Regions from separate parts of the Homo sapiens genome. Here region 1 is linked to region 2. The links are chromatin contacts, found by POLR2A ChIA-PET in ENCODE. All regions are on one chromosome and are shown on one strand. Each heading gives the region's core, a stretch centred on a gene start or an enhancer-like site at or near the end of the contact. The rest is flanking DNA. Distances are from core to core; before and after follow the strand shown. Region 1 holds the start of CSNK1A1 (casein kinase 1 alpha 1). Region 2 holds the start of ANKHD1-DT (ANKHD1 divergent transcript).

Region 1 (5,975 bases), core at 2,640-5,139, 9.2 Mb after region 2:
AGTGAAAAGTGCCAGACACAAATGACCTCATATCGTATGATTCCATTTATATGAAATTCTAGGAAAAACTATAGTAATGGAAAGCAAATCAGGGGTGAGGGGCCTTATTTTCCCACATAGTAGGTTTTTTTTTTAAAGGCAAGAATGATTTAAAAACTTCAAATCTATATCATCTCAGATTTAATCTTCACCTCATAAGATAAATTTGCAACTTTCTTCCAAATGATTTACTTGCTCATTTACAACCAATAGCACATTTTATCACTCAATTCTCCATTAAAACTGTAAATCAGCATTGGAACTTTGTTTTTTTTTTTGTTGTGTTTTTTTGTGTTTTTTTGAGATGGCGTCTCGCTCTGTCACCAGGCTGGAGTGCAGTGGCGCCATCTCAGCTTACTGCAACCTCCGACTCCCGGGTTCAAGCTATTCTCCTGCTTCAGCCTCCCGAGTAGCTGGGATTACAGGCACGTGCCACCATGCTCAGCTAATTTTTGTATTTTTAGTAGAGACGAGGTTTCACCACGTTGGCCAGGCTGGTGTTGAACTCCTGACTTAAAGTAACCTGCCTGCCTTGGCCTCCCAAAGTGCTTGGATTACAGGCGTGAGCCACCACGCCTGGCTGGAACTCTTTTTAAGGACAGTTTTATTTGAGTTGTTTCCATGTAAAGACTATGCAACCCAGTCCTTAATTCAAGACATGAAAAATACAAACTGGAATAGAAAAAGGGGCTAACAGGCTGGGCCCGGTGGCTCACGCCTATAATCCCAGCACTTTGGGAGGCTGAGGCAGGTGGATCACCTGAGGTCAGGAGGTGGAGACCAGCCTGGCCAACACGGCAAAACCTCAGCTCTACTAAAAATACAAAAATTAGCCAGGCGTAGTAGTGCAGCTCTGCAATTCCAGCTACTTGGGAGGCTGAGGCAGGAGGATCACTTGAACCTGGGAGGCGGAGGCTGCAGTTAGCCAAGGTTGCGCCACTGCACTCTAGCCTGGGCAACAGAGTAAGGCTCCGTTTCAAAAGAAAAAAAAGCCGGGCACAGTGGCTCATGCCTGTAATCCCAGCACTTTGGGAGGCCGAGGCAGGCAGATCACCTGAGGTCAGGAGTTCGAGCCCAGCCTGGCCAACGTGGTGAAACTAAAATACAAAAATTAGCTAGGCGTGGTGGCGGGCGCCTGTAATCCCAGCTACTCAGGAGGCTGAGGCACGAGAATCACTTGAACCCGGGAGGCAGAGGTTGCAGTGAGCCAAGATCGTGCCATTCATTGCACTCCAGCCTGGACCACAAGAGCGAAAACTCCGTCTTAAAGAAGAGGCTCCAGTAAACAGTAAGTACCATTCTTACCTATTCTGAATAATTTTGCAAATGTTATTTTAGATTATTGCTGGAAAATAGCTGGGCTTTAAACTATATTTTAGTCTCCATTCCATGAAGAGGATCTTTAATCCCAAAAGTTAAAACATTAAAACCCTCCAAAGTAAAGTTAACCATTTGACAGAACAATGTCTATCTCGTCATCTTTTATCCTCGTTACTGCTATTTGCACTCACCAATATTCCACACCAACAAAGGCCCCAATTTCTCTGATGTGAAGATTTACTGACAAACTCAACAGGTTAAAATTACTTATCAAAGTGTGGCTAAGTGATTAAGATTTTTTTAAATACAACTGATATGAGTAAATTTTAACATAGTTGGTGCTGCTCAAACTGCCTTTGCCACTACCTATACAAATTTAGTCCCGACTGAAACGTGCCAAATATGACCATTCACGAAAAGAAAGAGTAATTAACACTTTTAAAAGAACTACGAAGGATTTTACATAGTGTAATTCAACAATTTCGTGTCACATCTGCTGCAGAGATCACAAACACTGTCACTATGCCATCTCCTTCCTCGAACCTCCACACCGCCTCCTGCAGCTTTATTCTTGGCTTTTCAAAGGTTTAATCCACTCGGGGCTGCTAAAGGAGGAATCAAGGAAGCATAATTTGTGAACTCAAGCTGAGAAAAGGGCAGGAATATGGGGTTGAGTCACGTCGTTCCGCCATTTTCTAAGCGGAGGAGGAAGACATGTTGGAACAAAAACACAACAAAAGAGCAGCCATTTCCCAAGCCAGCTCCAATAGCAACTCGAACTGACACTGCCGGGTCGCTTCGGCACCTTCAAATCCACTTCACTGGACAAACCTAAGTACATCAGAAGTGCCGCCGTAAAAAAGGCAGCAGCCAACCCTTCCGCGTAGGGATCAAAGATGACCTGCACGCATAACTGCAAATGAAAGCCTCGGGAAGAGTGAGAATGACGGAAGCGAAATGGAGCAGTGTAATACAATGAAATAAGTTGGCAAACTGAAATTTACTCAGTAATTGAGATGACTGACTTACAGGAAACCACCAGCTATAGGGAACCCAGGTAACTAAAACACCAAGACCCGGATTCAGCTGGTCTCATTACCTGCCTCTACCCACTTCCCCATTCCGTGCTTCCCTCAGCGGATCGCCTATATGCACCGGGTTCTTACCGTATGTGGGGGATGCCAACCCCACCTTGAAGAATCTTATAGAGCTTGCTCTCGTACAGCAACTGGGGATGCCTGGCCTTCTGAGATTCTAGCTTCACTGCCACTTCCTGCAGGGGAAAGAGGGGATGATGGCATCAACATCCCTACGGATTCAATGTCACTTAGGAAAGGAGGGAGACATTAGCAAAACTCCAAGTCGCGACTACAAGAAGAAGTGAAAAGCTGGAAAGAGAAAGCTCTCGGTAATTATAAAACGAGGCAACCAGCCTCAAAGGCCTCTTCAGGGGGTAGTGACGAAATCCGTACGTCCTCTAAAGTGCAGGAAAATGATTCATCCAGAAAAAAGAGGCAACCTCTGAACGTAGTGAGAGGTTTTTAAGGAACTAGGCGATCGGAAACTGTTCTAATTGGAACAAGAGGCCCAGTAGAATTAAGAATTAAAAAAAAAAAAACATGGGAATCACTGAAAGAGGATTTTGCCGTTTCCACCTTAAAAGACGGTTAAAAAAAAAAAAAGCTCGACTAAGGGACATTTATGGGACGTGTTTAACAAGGTGGGAAACTAGTTCCCCCAACCTTTCTATCGGGTTCTTGACCCTTTTAGGGAGACAGCGGACGAGGTTCGTAAGCCAGGAAAACTAGCTCCCTGGACTCCCTGGCGAGTGCGTGCGATGAGGAGAGGCCCGAGCACTTTGGGGGTGCACGGTGGTGGTGGGGGGAATGAGTAAAAGCGCAGCGTTATCGTGAACCCCACCCCAGATGATTACCTCGCCGTTGGTGATGTTGATCGCCAAATAGATGTCCCCGAAGGAGCCAGACCCGATCTTCCGTACCAGTTTATATTTCCCTCCGACAATGAATTCAGCCTTGGAGCCGCTGCTACTCGCCATCCTGAGAGACGAAGATGGAGGCTGGGGCCAAGCCCCGACACCTCTGGGAAGAGGACGGAGGCCTCGGGGCTCCTACACTAGGCAAGGCTACGGAGGAGGGCGGCAGGAAACGGAACACGGAGGCCTTTACCGGGGTTCGGGGCCCAGAATCAGCAGAGGGGAACCTGATCACCGCCGCTCAGTCAGGTTTCTTTTTGCCAGGCCGCAGTTTGTGAAGGGCTTCTCGGCGGTTACCAGGCTGGGCCACTTGTTTCTCGGCGGCCGCCGCTGCCTCGCTTGCGCGGCGACGTCGCGGGCTGGAAAAGGGGCGCGGTGAGCTAGGGCGGCGATACCGCTGCCACCACTGCCGCCGGCTCCGGCCCAGAGGGACCCCTGTCACTCCGCGGACGACGCCATCTTGTTACTCCAGCTCCAGCCAACACAAAATGCCCCCAGTCCCCGGGAGCCGCTTCTTCACGGCGCAGAGCACTCTGGGAAAGGGATCTCGGGCGCTCGCTCCGAAGGATCGGCAGCGAGAGGGCGGAACCGGATCCGTGAGAGTCGCGGCCCACGCTCCGAGCGTCACCCTGTCACCGCCCAGCTGCGCATGAGCGCTGCAACTCCTGCTGACTGCGCAGGCGTGCCGCGGCCTGTCCTCACCCCCGTCCCGGGCTCTCTTCCACTTCCGGTCGGCGGCGGCTCAGCAGGTGTTACCTGTTACTCGCCTCGGACCCGCCGGGTCTCTGGAAGGCTGAGTGGCCCCCCGGCCTTGATATTGGGAGGAGTCACCTTCATGTTTCGTGGCAGATGAAAGCTTAAGGCCTCCTTAGGAGTTGGGTATTGACCTGTGCTCTTTGAGGCGGTTTTTAACCTTTGATCTTTCTTCTGGCCGTTCCCCCGGACCGGCCTATTCCAACCCAGTTTCTGTTTGGAAAGAGGCTGTCGCCTCTGGTGGAGAGGAAGAGAAAAGCAGCCAGCGTCGAGGAATCTCTCAGGGCTCTCGGTTGTAGCAGAGCCTAGCTAATTACCCTTCATAATTAGAATTGTCCTATCTACTACGGAGTGTTATAGACCCTCTTTCCACAGGAGGGGAAGAAAGAAAGAAGCCGGAATCCCCCTGCCATCCTATGTCTTTGCATTATTGCCTCACTACCACATATGATCTTCAGAAGAAAACCTGGTATGTTGCTCATAATGAAGATTAAGGATAGATGGAATCAACAGAAAATTAATTTAACAAGAGTGAAAAAACTGTTATGTCCCCTCAACCCCACCAAAAAAAAAAAAAAAAAAAAAAAAAAGAATCGTATGTTGGTCTTGTTGAAAACCTCAGTATTAACCTGAACAGAGTAGAGGTAACTATTACAAAATTTAATTGACAACATTTAAAACTACACGGTAATTTTTTTCTTTTTTACAAAAAATCGATCAGAGAATCAAATTTTGACCACGTTTTGTTTTACAAAATTTGACCTGGGAAAATTGGGCTTAGTAATAATAATGTTCACGAAAGAAAACTCCATGGTTGATGCTATCATCTTAAGTCAGACCTCAGTCGTAAAAATTTAAGCTAAGCCTATCCTAAATAAAATTTAATTAAAATAGAAATGGGGGGCGGGCGCAGTGGCTCACGCCTGTAATCCCAGCACTTCGGGAGGCCGGGGCGGGCAGATCACTTGAGGTCAGTTGTTCGAGACCAGCCTGGCCAACATGATGAAACCCCGTATCTACTAAAAATACAAAAATTAGCCGGGTGTGATGGCGCACACTTGTAACCCCAGCTATTCGGGAGTCTGAGAATCGCTTGAACCCGGGAGGCGGAGGTTGCGGTGAGACTAGATCACGCCACTGTACTCCAGCCTGGGCAACAGAGAGACCCTGTCTCAAAAAAAAAATAATTAATTAAATAGAAATGGGAGAAAAATGTGAAGAATTTTAACTGCAACTTTGAAAGGTGGTCAAGTAATTAGTAATAGGGTTCATCTCGGAAGACAACTGAAGAGAGAGGGGAGGAGACTTCCCCTGAAGTTTAGCATGAAGTTTTTAAAGCCCAACCAACACTCAGGGTGCCCAACTCCCAAATCAGCACTGTTAGACATCATTCTCCTTTGGTGACTCTAAAGCATGTTTTGACTAAGTTAAAATCTGCTGTTAAATTCTGATATAAAATGCAGCCGGGCATGGTGGGCTCACACCTGTAATCCCAGCACTTTGGGAGGCCGAGGCGGCTGGATCACCTGAGGTCGGGAGTTCGAGACCATTCTGGCCAACGTGGTGAAACCCTGTCTCTACTAAAAATACAAAACTTAGCTGGGCATGGTAGCATGTGCCTTGTAGCTCCAGCTACTAGGGAGGCTGAGGCAGGAGAATCGCTTGAACCTGGGAGGCAGAGGTTACAGTGAGCCGAGATCGTGCCACTGCACTCCAGCCTGGAGACAGAGCGAGACTCCACTCCATCTAAAAAATTAATTAATTAATCAATTCTGGTCTTAAAAAAAAAAAAGCCAAGTTTAAGCATCTTGAGTTTTCCAGAGATCACTCCTTTTCTGCTAATTTTCTCACACACATCCAAAGTTTAATG
Region 2 (6,220 bases), core at 3,462-5,961:
GCTGTCTCCACAAATAATTAAAAAAAAATAGCTGGGCATGGTGGTCCACTCCTGTGGTCCCAGCTTTGGGAAGCTAAGGTGGGAGAATCGCTTGAGCCTGCGAGGTTGAGGCTGCAGTGAGCAGGTGATTGCACCACTGCACTTCAGCCCCAGAGACAGGGTGAGAACCTGTCTCAAAAAAACAAAATAACAAAATAAAAATCCTTCGGCTATACAGTTTTTATGTTTTTTTTTTTTTTTTTTTGAGACGGAGTCTTGCTCTGTCGCCCAGGCTGGAGTGCAGTGTCAAGATCTCGGCTCACTGCAAGCTCTGCCTCCCAGGTTCACGCCATTCTCCTGCCTCAGCCTCCCGAGTAGCTGGGACTACAGGTGCCCACCACCATGCCCAGCTAATTTTTTTTGTATTTTCAGTAGAGATGAGGTTTCACCGTGTTAGCCAGGATGGCCTCAATCTCCTGACCTCGTGATCCGCCCGCCTGGGCCTCCCAAAGTGCTGGGATTACAGGTGTGAGCCACCGTGCCCGGCCATGTGTTTTTTATCCTTCTTGATCTGAAAGATGGTCAAAACACAGTGCTTTGAAACACATTATAAGTAGATTCTAAATAGTCCCACTGGCTTTTTTTTCTTCTTTATTCCATAGAGACTCAAAATTCCCAATGCTTACTATATTTCAAGGCCATGGCAGGTTATTGGGAAAAGTTTTCAATTAGCAATAATGATGCCTTTGGCTATGATACTGCCACTGAGCAAATCTCCACTCCATTTTTTTTCTTGAGACAGAGTCTCGCTCTGTCACCCAGGCTGGAGTGCAATGGCGTGTTCTCAGCTCACTGCAACCTCTGCCTCCCAGATTCAAGCGATTCTCCTGACTCAGCCTCCTGAGTAGCTGGGATTACAGGTGCGTGCCACCACGCCCAGCTAATTTTTGTATTTTTAGTAGAAATGGGGTTTCGCCATGTTGATCAGGCTGGTCTCGAACTCCTGACCTTGTGATCCACCCGCCTCAGCCTCCCAAAGTGCTGGGATTACAGGCATGAGACCCCACACCCAGCCCAATTTTTGTATTTTTAGTAGAGACAGGATTTCACCATGTTGGCCAGGATGGTCTTGAACTCCTGACCTCAAGTGATCCACCCACCTCAGCCTCCCAAAGTGCTGGTATTACAGGCATGAGCCACCATACCTGGCCTGAGTGTGATTTTATTTATTTGTCAAATGTATCACTTGATATTGTGATGATTTATCAATGAGTTTTCAAATTTTAAAACCATAGGAATGTAGTATATATGGAACTATTGAATCACATTTTCTTTCTTTCTTTTTTTTTTTTTTTCGAGACAAAGTTTCACTCATGTTGCCCAGGCTGAAGTGCCGTGGTGTGATCTTGGCTCACTGAAACCTCTGCCTCCCAGGTGCAAGCAATTCTCCCGCCTCAGCCTCCTGAGTAGCTGGGATTATAGGCGCCCACCACCACGCCTGGCTAATTTTTTGTATTTTTAGTAGAGACGGGGTTTCATCATGTTGGCCAGGCTGGTCTGGAACTCCTGACCTCGGGTGATCCACCCACCTTGGCCTCCCAAAGTACTGGGATTACAGGCGTGAGCCACCATGCCCAGCCATTAAATCACATTTAATAGAGATTCTATATAGCAGTCACCAAAATATAGGAGACTAGGAGTTCCTAATTCCCATACTGACTGTCAAACTACTGACAAGTATCTCAAGTAAAGGTCCTGGTGAAACAAAGATTATTGCTCAATCACATTTCTTTAGCTATACTCAGGGTTAGTTGCTAGGCACTGAGTAAAGAGAGTGTTTTCTTCCCTCTCAAATAAATTGAGAAAAATGTATATATATCCAGATTTCCTTTCCCTGTGTCCTTGAGAGTCATTGTATTTGTTTAAAGAATTTAATGAGTTTGTTCAGGGAGTTGCATCAGAAATTATTTTTGTATCAGTAGTAAGCATGACAACTAGTTCCTTTGTAATGCTGTACCAGTCAATACCTGTTTTTGCCTAAGGATGTATCCATACCAATTCTGGATAATCCAGCTTTGAAGTGGGTTGGGCAGTGCCAGGTTTCTTTTGTTGGTGTTATTAGTTTGGGTTGTGACTTAGTCACACATGCCTTGAAAACTTAACAGCACTGAGGATATAGGCTAATTAAGTTCCACAAATGCTAACTAAAGCCAGTGTACATAGCATTTACATTAAAATAGTTCTCTAGAATAGGTACAAGACTTTTTTTTAACATTTTCTACAACTTATTTATTATCTAGAAAGAACATTTAACAAACATGTTCTGCTCATAGAAAACACTATCCTTTACATGTGAAATGTCAAAATGAGCAATTACTAAGCCAAAGAAATGTTTATGATATTCAAAATGTTTTTTAAATAAATGTTTGGCAGAATCAACTTTTAAAGTTATTTTAAAAATCATTATATTCTTATAAAATTTTAAGATCCCAGTTTAAGGATGACGAAATATTAAATATTGCACAGTTGAGATATATAAAGGCCTTTGTTAAAGTTGTAAGAGAGGAGAAAATGACTTTTTTTTTTTTTTTTTGAGACTGAGTCTTGCTCTGTCGCCAGGCTGCAGTGCAGTGGTGCGATCTCGGCTCACTGCAACCTCCGCCTCCTGGGTTCAAGCGATTCTCTTGCCTCAGCCACCCGAGTAGCTGGGATTACAGGCACGCGCCGCCACACTTGGCTAATTTTTGTATTTTTAGTAGAGACGGGGTTTCACCATGTTGGCCAGGATGGTCTCCATCTCCTGACCTCGTGATCCGCTCACCTCTGCCTCCCAAGGTGCTGGGATTACAGGTGTGAGCCACTGCGCCCGGCCATTTTTTTTTTTTTCAGCCAAATTCTGTTATCATATGGACATTCTCTGGGTCAAAGGATATTTTCCATACAAACCACCAGACTCCTTTTTTGGTCATGTCTGATTAAAGGATTAGATAGAAACCGTTTTTTTTTTATTTTTTTAATTTTTTTAGACAGGGCACCGCTCTGTTGCTCAGGCTGGAGTTCAGTGGCACGATCTCGGCTCACTGCAACCTCCATCTCCCAGGCTCAGGGGATCCCTCCCACCTCAGCCTCCTGAGTAGCTGGAATTACAGGCATGCACCACCATGCTCGGCTAATTTTTTTTTTTTTTTTGAGACGATGTGTTGCTCTGTCGCCTAACCTGGAGTGCAGTGGCACGATCTTGGCTCACTGCAAACTTCGCCTCCTGGGTTCAAGTGATTCTCCTGCCTCAGCCTCCCGAGTAGCTGGGATTACAGGCACGCACCATCACATCTGGCTAATTTTTGTATTTTTAGTATAGACGGGGTTTCGCCATGTTGGCCAGGCTGGTCTAGAACTCCTAACCTCAAATGATCCGCCCACCTAGGCCTCCCAAAGTGCTGGGATTAACAGGCGTGAGTCACCGCGCCGAGCCCAATTTTTGTATTTTTGGTAAAGACGGGATTTCACCATGTTGCCTAGGCTGGGCTCGAACTACTGGGTTCAAATGATCCGCCCGCCTCAACATCCCATAGTGTTGGGATTACAGGCGTGAGCCACGGCGCCCGCTATAGAATCTGAATATTTTTAACCCCCCTCTTTACTGACAAGATAAAGACAGAGATAGAGAGATGCATATAGGGAGGAAGAGATCTCCTTAGAGGAGGGAAGACCACCACAGCTAGCCTTGTTTTGCACCACACAGATCTGATTAGAACTAGAATTAGTTGGGCTGGCAGGACCCAGGGGCGAGCAGAGAGTTCCTGAAGGAAGAGGAGACAATAACTAGCAAAAATGAGTCTTTCCTGTAAGTTTGGGACTTTGCTAAGCGCTATATTATCATCTAATTTATTCATAACAACAACCCAATGAGGAAGGTACTAATATTACTCCCATTTCACAGAGGAGCGAGTTGAAAGTCACAAAAATGAAACAGCAAACGCGCCGAAGTCAGGCAGCAAGTAAGTGGCAGCACCAGAACTCGAAACTGCCTCGGAGCATGCACTCTTCACCACCCCGTTCCACCTTGAGGTCGGATTCCGCACGCCGTTCGCGGCATTCCCACCTTCCTACGTGGGACAGTTCCCGGTACTGAGGCATGGCGCTGTCCAGCCCTCAGGCCCGCAGCCGTCCGCAAGCAGGAGAACGCGGCCCCGCTGGGCGATCCTGCCCGAAGGCGCCCGAACTGCGGCGCGCGGCCGGGTCCTGGCGGGCGGGTCGAGTCTCCCCAAGGCGGCCATCCCAAGCAGCTCCCCGGATGTCCCTCAGACCCGCGCGCTAGGCTCAACTCAGAAAGGCGGGAGGCGCGAAGCGAGATCGGCCTTGCCCCTCGACTGTCCCCTCATCGCTCCCCGTCCTCTATTCCCTCCCAAATAGCCCCCGGCAAATAGGTTACACATCTTCACCTGTCCCAGAGGTGGTGACTGCTCTAGTGACTGACGCTACGCTCCTCCAACCAGGCAATGGCAGGAAGGTGGAGCCTTCCTAAGACTGATGGCTTCCTTTCTCCAATCCCGGTGCAGCTATTCTCCGGCCATAGTCTCGGCGCCCAGCGGAGAGCGACAGGTGGGAGCTGCGTTACTTCGGCGCCTCTTGCATCCTTGACGTAGAAGTTTCACCAAGCGCAGGGTGAAGTCTACTCCAAATTTGACCAATTCTTGCGGGTCATCACTTCAGCAGTCATTTTATTCAGAAGTGGAAATTTCCCGGCCCTTTCCCGTCACCTCAGATGAGGGCGGGATCAATGGTACTCCCACAGGCCAATTGTACCACGCGACGTCCCGCGACAAAGTGACCGACACTTTATGGCGCCAATGAATTCTCCCATTGTTCGGGGTCACTATGACTGACCACAAGGCCAACTAATCCACTTTAAGGTCGTGACGCGATAGTCAGGCGGGTTGGCCAATAGACATAGGAAAAGAGCGGAAGTCAGCTGGTGAAGAGTGGGAGGCGGGTGTTCGCAACCGCCTAGGCCTGCGCGGGTCAACGCAGCTTGGCGGCTGCGAGCCAGCGAGCGGCGCGTGACGAAGAGCCTGAGCGACGGGTCACTTTGGCCAATGATCTGCAGCCGCCAGGGTATTGCAGCCAGTGGCGAGTCGAGGGGGCGGGAGGCAGCAGGTTAGGCAGTGAGAAGTTAGTGGCGCTGCTGGGACGGGGGAAAGGAGACGCTTCTTCCTCTTGCTGCTCTTCTCGTTCCCGAGATCAGCGGCGGCGGTGACCGCGAGTGGGTCGGCACCGTCTCCGGCTCCGGGTGCGAACAATGCTGACTGATAGCGGAGGCGGCGGCACCTCCTTTGAGGAGGACCTGGACTCTGTGGCTCCGCGATCCGCCCCAGCTGGGGCCTCGGAGCCGCCTCCGCCGGGAGGGGTCGGTCTGGGGATCCGCACCGTGAGGCTCTTTGGGGAGGCCGGGCCAGCGTCGGGAGTCGGCAGCAGCGGCGGCGGCGGCAGCGGCAGCGGTACGGGCGGAGGGGACGCGGCGCTGGATTTCAAGTTGGCGGCTGCCGTGCTGAGGACCGGGGGTGGAGGTGGTGCCTCTGGCAGTGACGAGGACGAAGTGTCCGAGGTAAGGCTCCGGGACCCTCGCCTCCCACACATTGTGAGGCGTGAATTCTCTTTGGGTAGGCTCTGGGCCGGGGCCATCCTCCCGCTTCCCTGGTGGAGCCCTTCTGTGACAGCGGTCGGCTCCATGGCGGCGGTGGCCGCGGTGAGGGCCTAGTGAGCCCTCGGCTTACTCTTTAGCTCGAGCGGGACAGGTTCCCGTCACCATTCGTAGACCCACAATAGGGAGTCCTTTGGTCTCTGAGCTTCGCGCGGGAACAGGGACTCCTCAGGCTGCCTCCCGCCCACCCTGCTTTGGAGTTGGGGGTGGGGGGCGGGGTCTTGCCAGAGTCCCTGCCCTTGGTACTGAGAGAGACAAACAGAGACAGAGACAGAGCTGGTGCAAAGATCGTTTCTCTTCTTTGCCTCTCCTCAGAGTTGAGGGATACGTTTATTTGCCTTCTGCCTTGTGTGTGTCTTACCTGTGTGCTTAAGGACGGTTCTTATTCTCCCTCTTCAGTTTGAGACAGGTTTGAGTATTAGGGATCTCTCGGCTTTTACCCTGAAAAATCACGTGACTCCTCCTTCTGGGACCTTTTGTGAAGTTAGACAGGAAAAGGAAGTTCCAGGGCATCCCTGAGCTTCGGAATAGCTGGGTAGC

Evidence for each region. ChIA-PET counts read pairs that join two places held with the same protein, here RNA polymerase II (POLR2A).
Region 1: POLR2A ChIA-PET joins it to region 2 with 13 read pairs in activated CD4-positive, alpha-beta T cell. The contact joins the promoter of CSNK1A1 here to the promoter of ANKHD1-DT in region 2. POLR2A ChIA-PET finds 5 or more read pairs at or near these places in 2 of 52 experiments (HEK293T and activated CD4-positive, alpha-beta T cell).

Annotation. Positions count from the first base shown.
Region 1 is chr5:149,547,550-149,553,524 of GRCh38, forward strand. It overlaps CSNK1A1 (casein kinase 1 alpha 1), which reads right to left and starts at 3,890. Exons shown (of 10, transcript NM_001892.6): 1 at 3,293-3,890; 2 at 2,526-2,632. The coding sequence starts at 3,415. It also overlaps a transcript of ARHGEF37 not described here. RefSeq lists enhancers at 1,952-3,151, 3,398-3,457, 3,588-3,647, 3,678-4,347, 4,047-4,840 and 4 more.
Region 2 is chr5:140,396,690-140,402,909 of GRCh38, forward strand. It overlaps ANKHD1-DT (ANKHD1 divergent transcript), which reads right to left and starts at 4,712. Exons shown (of 2, transcript NR_186045.1): 1 at 4,422-4,712. ANKHD1-EIF4EBP3 (ANKHD1-EIF4EBP3 readthrough) reads left to right here and starts at 5,144. Exons shown (of 36, transcript NM_020690.6): 1 at 5,144-5,584. The coding sequence starts at 5,279. ANKHD1 (ankyrin repeat and KH domain containing 1) reads left to right here and starts at 5,144. Exons shown (of 34, transcript NM_017747.3): 1 at 5,144-5,584. The coding sequence starts at 5,279. It also overlaps the pseudogene RNU4-14P. RefSeq lists enhancers at 3,738-3,887, 3,978-4,127, 4,218-4,267, 4,458-5,347.